Linked DNA regions of Homo sapiens: region 2 is linked to region 1. A link is a loop called in an ENCODE intact Hi-C map of the cell type or tissue named here. Cell type or tissue: endothelial cell of umbilical vein. All regions are shown on one strand. Each heading gives the region's core, and the rest is flanking DNA. Links, peaks and the distances in the headings are about the cores only.

The links. Peaks named below come from ENCODE experiments on the same cell type or tissue, not always from the same donor. Only the 100,000 strongest peaks of a DNase experiment are listed, where the experiment ranks them.
Region 2: it touches region 1 in a loop (29-fold over the local background); 53 of 110 quality-filtered maps call a loop at or near these places.

What each region holds. Positions count from the first base shown.
Region 1 is chrX:30,273,036-30,278,427 of GRCh38, reverse strand. No RefSeq gene overlaps it. Among named protein-coding and RNA genes, the nearest start is that of MAGEB1, 29 kb to the right of the region's middle. In endothelial cell of umbilical vein, for the core only: no CTCF peak of the experiment used is centred there; no DNase peak of the experiment used is centred there.
Region 2 is chrX:30,502,015-30,507,406 of GRCh38, reverse strand. No RefSeq gene overlaps it. Among named protein-coding and RNA genes, the nearest start is that of TASL, 73 kb to the left of the region's middle. In endothelial cell of umbilical vein, for the core only: no CTCF peak of the experiment used is centred there; a DNase peak (open chromatin) is centred at 2,926.

The sequences.
Region 1 (5,392 bases), core at 154-5,153:
GCCTCCCAAAGTTCTGGGATTACAGGTGTGGGTAATTACATCTTGTCCTCTTTTGCCTTTTAATGCCACACATTTACGTAGAACTTTCCTGTTTCTAAGGCCTATCCACATATAACATTTAATTTGAACCTCTTTGTAACCTCTTGAAGCAAGCTGTTGCCTTGTTTTACAAATGAAAACATAGGATCCCAAGAAGTCAAGTAACTTCTCCAGGTTCACTCATTGTGAACAGTGCCAATGGGGCACAACCAAAATCTTCTGGTTCATAGACCAGTGCTTTTTAATTTTACTGCATCCCAATTTTTTTGTTGTTGTTTCTCTAAATGTGTGGGACTTGCGTATGTCTCTATTTCCACAGGGGCAAGGGCCCTTGATGGCAGAACCATCTATTAAGCGTCAGTGTGGTCAAATTGCCTTTGTCTTTGACAGTGTGGGGTCTCAACCATAAATTGCCAGAGTAAGTTCTGCCCTACCTACCTTACAGGGAAATTATAAGAATACATGAGAAATTATGAGAAAACAGAAACATATGTGTGTTTTTGTGATTTCTTAAATGCTACACAAATATAAGACATCTCACCCATGACTGACATTCAATGAATTCTTGCTAGTTGTGTTATGTAGTTCGTAGTTTAGGACACTGGAAAAATGAGAGTATTTTGATTTTGATTTTAAGTTAAAAAAAATCTTTCAACTCTTACTACCCTCTTCCAAAATATTGCAGTCTAACCTCAGAAAAAAATTCCCAAATCACAAAATAAACATTAAGGAAAAAAGGCAAAAAGCATCTTTTTGTATTTACTGGGCTCAGGCGTGTCTCTGCTCTGAGATCAGCCATTTCACCTCTGTAGTGAACTGTCTTTGATAGTTAGGTGTGGTTTTATATGCACATGTGTTATCTCTCAAGTGAAACACAATAAAGTAAGGTATGCCTATATCTAAATTCTCAGGGAATGCATTACTCTTACCTGTTCCACCCCACCTTCATGTGCTGATTGTATATATGGGTCAGTTAGAGAATAAGAAAATATATGCATCATTTCAGTACGGTCCAAGATAATATAATTTTTAAAATTATGATTAAATAATTATTAAATAACTGTAAGGTAAGCTCAAGGTAAGATGCAAATTCCTTGAGGGAAGAACAATGTTTTTCTTATTTTTTTCCTTCATGCTACCTGGCATAGTGCTTTGCAAGTTCTAAAGAATCAATTTTATTACTGTTGTTGTTATTGATGCTTTTCTCTTTGCTGATCCCTTATTGAGAAGTTGAATTAGACTCTGCTCGTGTTTCAAGTCTCAAAGCCTGGAGATTTGCTTTCTGTCTCTTTGTCTTCTCTGTTTTTGCCAAATGTTCCATTCCATCTACTTGACCTAGCATGTCTATGCTGTGCTGTAAGAATGACACCTTCTACCTCTGGTCCTATGTACCCATTCTCACCTGGAAGAATGGCAATAGAAGGGATAGCGATTTATTTGAATTTGTATCAAGGAAGAGGAAGAAGTCATTTGGATGCTTCCTAAATCTTGCTACATAGGCAGACACCTACTTCCCTCATGCCTAAGGCTAACTCTTCCTGTTAGAGTGAAATTTCTTATTTTTAATAAGCAGTGGATGTTGTTTGCACTTATTTATCTCTGAGAACTTTACCTGGACAAAAATGTCCTCATGTCATCCGTGAAGCTGATGATTTGCCCGATAATGTGTGCATGGACTTTTCCACTCTGCCTGAACAAAATTGAAGAGAGGATTTTGCAGCTGCAGCCTGGGTATAGATACCTGGAAACTCCCATAGGCATCACTATTGAAAAAAAAATTGTCTTTATATGCTGTTAGTATCTGCATTTAAATCCAGTATTTCACATCTTGGAGCCTCAGGTTTATCACTTATGAAAAAGTGAAAATGACAACTGGTCTTCTTGCTTCAAACAGGGTTTATATTTCATGAAAATCAGATAAGATGATGTGTGACAAAGGCCTAGAGTAATATATTCTCCATCTTTGATGACAAGTACCAGACTGGATCTGGAAAGACTTTCCTAAAACCTTCCCCTCTCTAATGCTGCCCTTCAACCTTTGGTTCATGGGGGCATAAAGCAGAATCAGATGGAAAAGATACAATATTTCCAGCTTTAAAGATCTCTTGCCCACAAGATACAGCACCTGTCTAAATAATGGATTTCAGTACAATCCCAGGAGCAATCTTGCACATTATAGTTGGTTCCACTTCATTACCCAGTTATTTTGTACCTTCCCAGACTGTTAGTCAAATCACCCCGCTGCCTAGCAAGTTTCTGATTAATCTGGATTTTACTAATTACCCTGCAGTCACAGGGATTGGACTAAACTGCTTTTTGTATTATTTTGCTATAGATTTTAAATCCATTTCCATGGACTCTGTTGCAAAGACACTACCATTGCTTCCCTGATAATGAGTCTTTTCACAGGAAGGACAGCCAGGAACTTTGTTTTAATTCTTCCTCATACAGTCTTTCTTTTAGACAAATATTCCTCCAGAGAATCAGAGATGTGTTCAAGGAAAAAAAAAAAGAGTAAAGAAACTTGAAAAAAGTAAGGAATCAGGCCTTGTTGCTGCTCCATTGACATGACTGGGGATAAATAGGTGCAGCTAGATAGGATTCAGTAAAATAATAAAATAAATGCTAAGGGTCAAGCCCCAAACCTACAAACCGCTGATATTATCTTTCAAGAAGCAACACTGCCATCTGGCTGTGTAAGATTGAGAAATGTTGCTGTCTTTTTCTAACCAAATATTCCCAATATTCAATCTACTTCCTGATTTCAAGATTCTCTAAGTAGGATTGTGGAATTCTGAAAGATTCCTATGGTATCCCCAAGAATACCAAGTGCTAAGGCACAAAATCATAATAGAATAATTGGAAAAGATCTTAAGGACCATCCAAACCACTATTTAGAGTGCATGAAGATGAAGCCCAAAATTGAATCACAAAGGTAGTATTATAACGCAGGTCTCTGATATGCTGATCCATTATATTTCCACTGTTCTGTGAATTGCCACCAGAATCCAAATTCAGAGTCATGACTACTTTACAAGTAGCACATAAACTTTGGGAAACAGCAAAGAAGGGAATATGAGTGTAATGGTATTTCTTAAAGTTTTATTTTATTTTAAATTGACACACAATTATACATATGTATAGGGTACGATGTATTGTTTCGATACATGTATACATTATATATTGACCAAATAAAGGTAATTAGCATATCCATCACCTCTAATATTTGTGGTGAGAACATTCAAAATCTTCTCTTCTAGCTATTGTGAAATATACAATACATTAATGTTAACTATAGTCACCCTACTGTGTAATAGAGCACCAGAACTTATTCCTCCTATCTAACTGTAACTTTGTATCTATTGACCAACTTCTCCCTAGTTTCTATACCACTTCTCTCCCCAGACTCTGTAACCACTATTCTACTCTCTACTCCTATGAGATTAATGTTTTTAGGTTCCACATATGAGTGAGATCTTGCAGTCTTTGTCTCTCTGTGCTTGGCTTATTACAGGCATAATGTCCTCCAGGTTCATCCACGTTGTGGCAAATGACAGTATGTCATTCTTGTTTATAGTTGAATAGTATTTTAATCAAAACCACAGTGAGATTTTTTTTACTTGTTTCAAGCTCTTTAATCTCTTTATAAGTTAACTAATAAATCTATTTTCTTTTTAAAAAAATTTATTTTATTTTAGGTTCGGGAATACATGTGCAGAACATGCAGGTTTGTTACATAGGTGACCGTGTGCTGTGGTGGTTTGCTGCACCTATCAACCCATCACCTAGGTAGTAAGCCCGACATACATTAGCTATTTGTCCTGATGCTCTCCCTCCCCATAACCCCCTGCCCCCGACAGACCCCAGTGTGTGTTTTTCCCTTCCAAAACCACAGTAGATATTGCCTCACTCCAGTTAGAATGACTTTTTAAACAAAGAGAAAAGATAACAAGTGTTGTTGAGGATGTGGAAAAAAGTGAACCCTCACACACTGTTGGAAGGAATGTAAATTAGTACAGCTATTATGGAAACCAGTAAGGAGGTTCCTCAAAGATATAAAAATAGAACTACCATATGAACCAGCAATCCCACTACTGGGGATATATCCCAAGAAAATGAAACCAGTATAACCAAAGAGATATCTGTATTTGTAACATTTTGAGCTATCAGAACTTGTTTTGTTCAGAAGAACCACTGTCAGTTTTCACTGCCTTGAAAGGTTTAAACCCTAAAACTGCCATTTGCCATAAAACACACTTTTTGTGATTGGCTTATTGAAATTTTACCTAAGCATCTCTTTAATGTGGCAATTTTATGCTAGACTCATGCTTATCTTTTCTCTGCAAATTATAGTCTCCACCACAAAATTCTGCAGTGGAGGTAGGTTTAAGAAGAATGTAGTCTCATACCCTTTATTGTATTTGCCCGAAACCTATTGTAGTGGCTGTGTAATGCATGGTCGACTTGGCTAAGCTGAGTTACATTTTCCAGAATTCCCTTCCCTGTATATTTTCAGTTAGCTGTGGCTGCAAGTGTGGCATGCGTGAGACATACAAGACTGAAGTGAAGCAGTATCCATGTTTACTCTCGAAGGTCTATGTATTAGTCTGTTCTCACGCTGCTTATAAAGATGTATTAATTTCCTTTATAGATTTTTTTTAAGATTCCACATATGAGTAAGATCTTGAAGTATTTATTTTTTTGTGCTTGGCTTATTATAGGCATAATGTCCTCCAGGTTCATCCATGTTGTGGCAAATGACAGGATGCCATTCTTTTTTATAGCTGAATATTATTTTAACCAAAACCACAGTGAGATATTGCCTCGCTTCAGTTTTTATAATATTTATGACTTTTATAATAAAGACAAAAGACTAATTTACATTCCCTCCAACAGTAGGTAATTTATAAAGGAAGGAGATTTAATTGACTCACAGTTCCACATGGCTGGGGAGGCCTCACAATCATGGCTGAAGGTGAATGTGGAGCGAAGTCACATCTTACATGGTGGAAGGCAAGAGAGCTTGTGTAGGGGAACTCCCCTTTATAAAGCCATCATATCTCATGAGACTTATCCACTATCACTAGAACAGCATGGGAAAGACCATAATTCAATTACCTCTCACCGGGTTCCTCCCATGACACGTGGGAATTATGGGAGCTACAATTCAAGATGAGATTTGGGTGGGGACACAGCCAAACCATATCAGTCTATGTCAGTTCATACCTGATGTAGCCCACTCATGTTTGTGTGGCTGCACTGGTTTATTTGTTGATATGGGCAGCAGCTGGGGCCACAGCTTCTTCCGCTCTCATTGTAACTTTTTTTTTTTAGCTTCTCCAGACTCTGAGTT
Region 2 (5,392 bases), core at 229-5,228, 230 kb before region 1:
GGATGATTAGAGGTGAGATTGAGCAATGTCAAGGACAAATTTATCTGCTTCATAATTTAGCACATGATGGAACCTGTGAATGATTCTAGACTTAAGGTTTTCAGAACTTAGAGACATATCACCTCTGTTGCTTAATTGATCAGATTTAATATTCTTTCAGCATTCCAGAGTATATCAGAATGTTAAGCCATCCCTTTCCTCACTGTGGACACATACATCTCAAATGATTTATGAAAGATTATGCCACTACGGAAGCCCACTGACATAGTGAGTGGGTTATGTTGAATTTTTGTTTCCAACATTTTATCCTTTCCTATATCCACACTCTTTGCTATGTAACTTTGCATGTCCTTCCACTAAAAGAGGAATATACTTCCTTCCTTACCCCTAAACTTTGGGCTTGGTTACCTGACTTGCTATGGCCAATGGGATGTGGATGGAAGTAACACTGTGTCAGATCTGAGCTTAAGCCTTATAAGACCTTGTGTGTTTCATTTACCCTCTGCATTTCTGTCATCACCACGAGAATACCATGGTCCAGCTAGTCTGCTGATCCCACGGGGTTGAGTGACATGTGGAGCAGAGGTGGATTCAACCTGCAGCTTGAAGCCACTCAACTGAGCTCAACCAAGAATAATTGAACTGAGGTAGTTCAGCTGATGTGCAGACATGTAAGAAATAAATGTTCTCAGTGATATGCCATTGAGATTTTGTGTTTGTTTATAATGCAGTGATACCTGGTTGGGCTTGAGTTTGCAGTTAGACAGACTTGAATTTGGGCAACTTTCCTAAATATTCAGCATTCTTGTCTGTAAAATGTATGTAATCACAATAACTGTACCACAGTGTCATAGGCATTAAATGAAATCATACATGTAAAATATTAGGCACAATGCCTCGCTATTAATATTATACTTTCAGAGAGAAAGATACTCTGGTATTCTGAAATCTAATAAAATAGGATGCACTCATAGATTTGAAGATGGGGATTTGGTTTTAGAATATATGGTAGTTTTAAAAAAGGCATTTATTGTTCTGAAACTCGGGACACATCAATTCTTCTTCTTTTTTTTTTTTAGTTTAATGACCGCCAAACTTCATAAATTTACTACTTGAGAAGATGAATAATTGGCTTGGAAATTGTTTTCTTTTAAAGGAAAATAAAAACATGACTTTACCAACATCACTTGGTATATAAAGTGCTATTAGTCACATGCTGTAGTTAGCATGTTTGACTTGTTTGTGACCAAGAGTTCAGGTGAATACATTTGAGATTTATTTTGTAATTTTCCACATGCCAAAATAAAACAGCTTTTTTTGCCCCTCCATTGCCATCAGGTCGGAATAAATTGACTTTTGATGCAAAGTTGTGGCCAGAGGTTGAAATTTACGTGTGATTGATGGTCAAAGTGCTTACTAGCCGCACCCCCATCTTTTTTTATATTACCTCCTGGGCTGGGATCTGTTTTGTGTAAAATATTGAGATACTCACTGGTCTCTCTGCCCCTCACATGCCCTTGAAAGTGAAGAAAAATAGTTGACTAAATTGGCTTAAATTGGCTGTTAAAGAAAAAAAAAAAAGACAACTCCTAATGAATGAATAGATTTTCTAAGATACATTTCTAATTCTTGGGTCTTCAAGTATGCAATCTTAATATATTATTCCTGAGCCAATTAGTAAATTAATTGGTTCAACCAGCTCTCAGCACCCAGTTCAAGTTTTCTTACAGGGATTTTAGAATGGATACAAAATCCCTGGAGTAGAGATGCCCTCTTTCCTTACTGAGGCAATTCCCCTATGTTGAACTTCCATTTTCATAAAGAGAAGGACCCCAGAGGAATAGCAGCAGGGCTGCCAGCAGCTGTAAAAGGCTTTACTGTTGCAATAAAACCAAAATAGGCTAGACTTGTCTTTGTTCTTTTCATTTTGATGTGTTGCTAATTAAACTAGTAAAAATGCTTAGAACTCATTTTTTTTTTCTTTGAAACACATTTACATGTGTGTATATACAGCTTGGGTACATCACTGGGTGTTTGTTTGTTTTTGTTGTTGTTGTTTTGGTTTGGATTTCTCCAAAAGCTGACCCTGAGACAATGATTTGAATGCACATAGTTTATTTGGTAGTGACGCCAGGAAGCGTAGAGAAGGAGTTAGGAATAGAGGAAAGACAATAAAAGGTGCAAATTACTGTTGTAGGCAGCTGGAGTTTAGTTCCGCTGAGGTCCTCCTGAGAGAGCATGTAGAAAACAATTCAGAATGGTCCCACTAAGGGGGTGGGGGAAGAAGCTGAGGCATTTATTTATCCCTTTGCCCCATTGCTTCTGAGTGGTTCATGGGGTTGCTAACTTCCAGGTATTCCTGACTGCCCAGCACAGGCAGGACTCATTTCTGCAGCCAGAGATAGACCCCAGGCAGACATAATGCATGCAATGTATTTCAGTCCACCCGAGCCACAAAGGGTCAGCAGAGGAAACATGGACAAAATCTCCAAGAGCATCTGCTATGGGCACTAAAGGGAAAAACATGTTTCCTCTATTTTTATTTAAAAAGTAGAAACAAATCAAAGTTTCTCTTGTTACATGAACTTCAAAGGTAGAATATTTTTTGTTCTAAACAGTGAGTTGGAATAAATTATTTGCAGCACCCTGGTCTATTCCATAGGAGGGCTTTTATTTTCCAAATTAAACTCTTTCGTCTTTGTTAGTATGAAACATATAAGTCAAAACCCCAGAATTTTTTTCTTACAACCAAAAGCTAAAATGAGAACAATTCATTTTATCTACAAGAACAAAAATTTAGTGTTTTTTTCCCCTTCCATTTTACTTGGCTTCCTTACATTGATTTTTTTTCTAACGTTAGAGATTTTGTTACCAATTCTTGCCACGAGATGTCACTATTTTACCAGACTAATCTCTAAATGCTTTTCTGCAAATGTTTAAAACTACCTCCTATGCTGATGTTTCAATAACTTACTGAAATGCATCCATTAAAATTGTCAAAATCTTTCTGGTAGAAGAAGTTATAAGATTTCATTTGAATAAAGATCAAATCACAAAATATCTAGTAATCTCCCACAGAATCCAGGATCTTCCAGGGGCTTTGAAGGGAACCCATACACATTGGATAAATGTATCATAATTAAATAAAACATTTGACTTTTTCACTATTTGCTTCATTCTATGCTTCTAAGATTTATTAATACATCTTTTAATTCAGCACTTCTCAAACATTACAAAATGCAACCGCAAGTAATATATTTCTGGAAAATTCTTTTTGAATTTTAATTTAGCTGGCAAGGGAGAGACTCCTGTGAAACCTAGATGAGGAGCGTATCACGCGTCCACTATAAAGCACCTTCATAGAAATATTAAACCTTCAGGCAGAGGCCAAGCTCCTTACCAATTCTGCAATGCTTTCATTAGGAGTAGCTACTCTTTGGTTTATAATTCCTCTCCATGGAGTTTTCATGCAGAATCCTTTTTTTTTTTTTTTTTTTTTTCTTGAGACGGAGTCTCACTCAGTTGCCCAGGCTGGAGTACAGTGGTGCAATCTCGGCTCACTGCAACCTCAGCCTCCTGGGCTGAAGTGATTCTCCCGCCTCAGCCTCCCGAGTAGCTGGGACCACAGGCGTGCACCACCACGCCCAGCTAATTTTTGTGTTTTTAGTAGAGATGGGGTTTCACCATGTTGGCCAACTGGTCTTGAACTCCTCACCTCAAGTGATCTGCCCACCTCAACCTCCCAAAATGCTGGGATTACAGACGTGAGCCACTGTGCCCAGCCCAGAATCCATTCTTGCTAGCTGCATTATATTTCCCATATCTATAGGGATAGAAGAGTTTCATTTGGAATATAAAAGCCTCCTTATGGAAACACACTAGAACCCTGCAAGTATATGGTTCAATCAGCCCATTGTTTTGAACAAATACTTTCCCTTTAAAATAAATACATGTAAATAGGACACTTTGATATGCTTCTTTTTATTTATTAACAGGAGAAGAAATTTTTAGGACAATACACAGTGAAATATGCCTTGACAGTTCATATTAGCCAGTATGATAGAGGAGAATGGTCTGTGGACTTCAAGTCATACCTAGCTGCCAAGCTTGTCTCTATCATTCTGTAGCTGTGTACATTGCCTAGTTATTTATTGTTTTAATCTCTCTTCCTGTCTCATTTTCTTCATCTGATAAACGTGTGTGTAGTTGTATAGCAATAATACCATCCTTCCAGAGTAGTTCTGAAATTAGAAATTGTGTTGGTGTCCTATTGCTTTTGTAACAAATTCCCACAAATTTAGTTGCTTGAAACAACACAGATACATTCTCTTACAGTCATGGAGGCCAGAAGTCCAAAATCAGTTTCACCGGGCTAAAGTCAAGATGCTGGCAGGGCTGGTTCCTTCTGGAGGCTTATCTAAGGGACAACCCATTCTTTGCCTCTTTCAGCTTCTAAAAGCTACGAGAATTCATTGCCTTCTGCGGCTCATGGCCTCTTCTTCCTCCATCTTCAAAGCCAACAGCATGGCATCTTCAACTTTCTCCAGTTCCATTTTTGCATCACCTTTTCTCTTATAAAGACACTTTTGATGGCATTGGATCTGCCCAGATAATCCAGGATAATCTCCCCACCTCAAGAACCCTTATTTAATCAAATCTGCCATAGAGTAACATTCACAAGTTCAGGACATGGGAAAACCATTATTCAGTCTACCACAGCAATGTTATATGTAAAGGCCTCATCACTGAGTAAATGATCAATAAATAGTACTGCTTATTATGATACTATATGAAACATTAATTTAGCAGTGTGATGCTGTGTCAGTGAATGAACCAATAGTAAGATGGCATTCTTCACATTTTGAGTTTAGTGAAAGGATACTGGTATTTAATTTTCAATATCTACTCAGGTAAGAGATCAAATTATAAGAAAAAAAGTCAAGTTAGTATTCAAATACAGTATGTAGAATAAGTTATGCATTTCCTTTGTTCAACCAAATAACTTTCATCTTCTCTTTGCTTTAACAATTAAAGAAAGTCAGTGTTTTTTTTACAGATCTACATCTAGCTTACTGATCAGCAAAAATACCGTGTCTTTATGGGGCTTTTCTTAAGATACTTTCCTTTGTTCTTCAAATCAGCCTGAAAAAACTGTATAGGACATTGGGAATTTGTAACCTGACTTCATAAGAAAAACTAGCTGTGAATCTATGGAGAAAAATTAAACACGTAAAGTTTTAATCTCATCATTTTCATTTTATATTTGTCATATCTTGTTGACATTTTTTATGTTATGTAATCTTGGATATACTTGAAGCTATTATTTTAAAAAAATAAAGGACAACATTTTGTCAGCACTCCAACTTACGTGGAATAATTATACTGAAGAGAC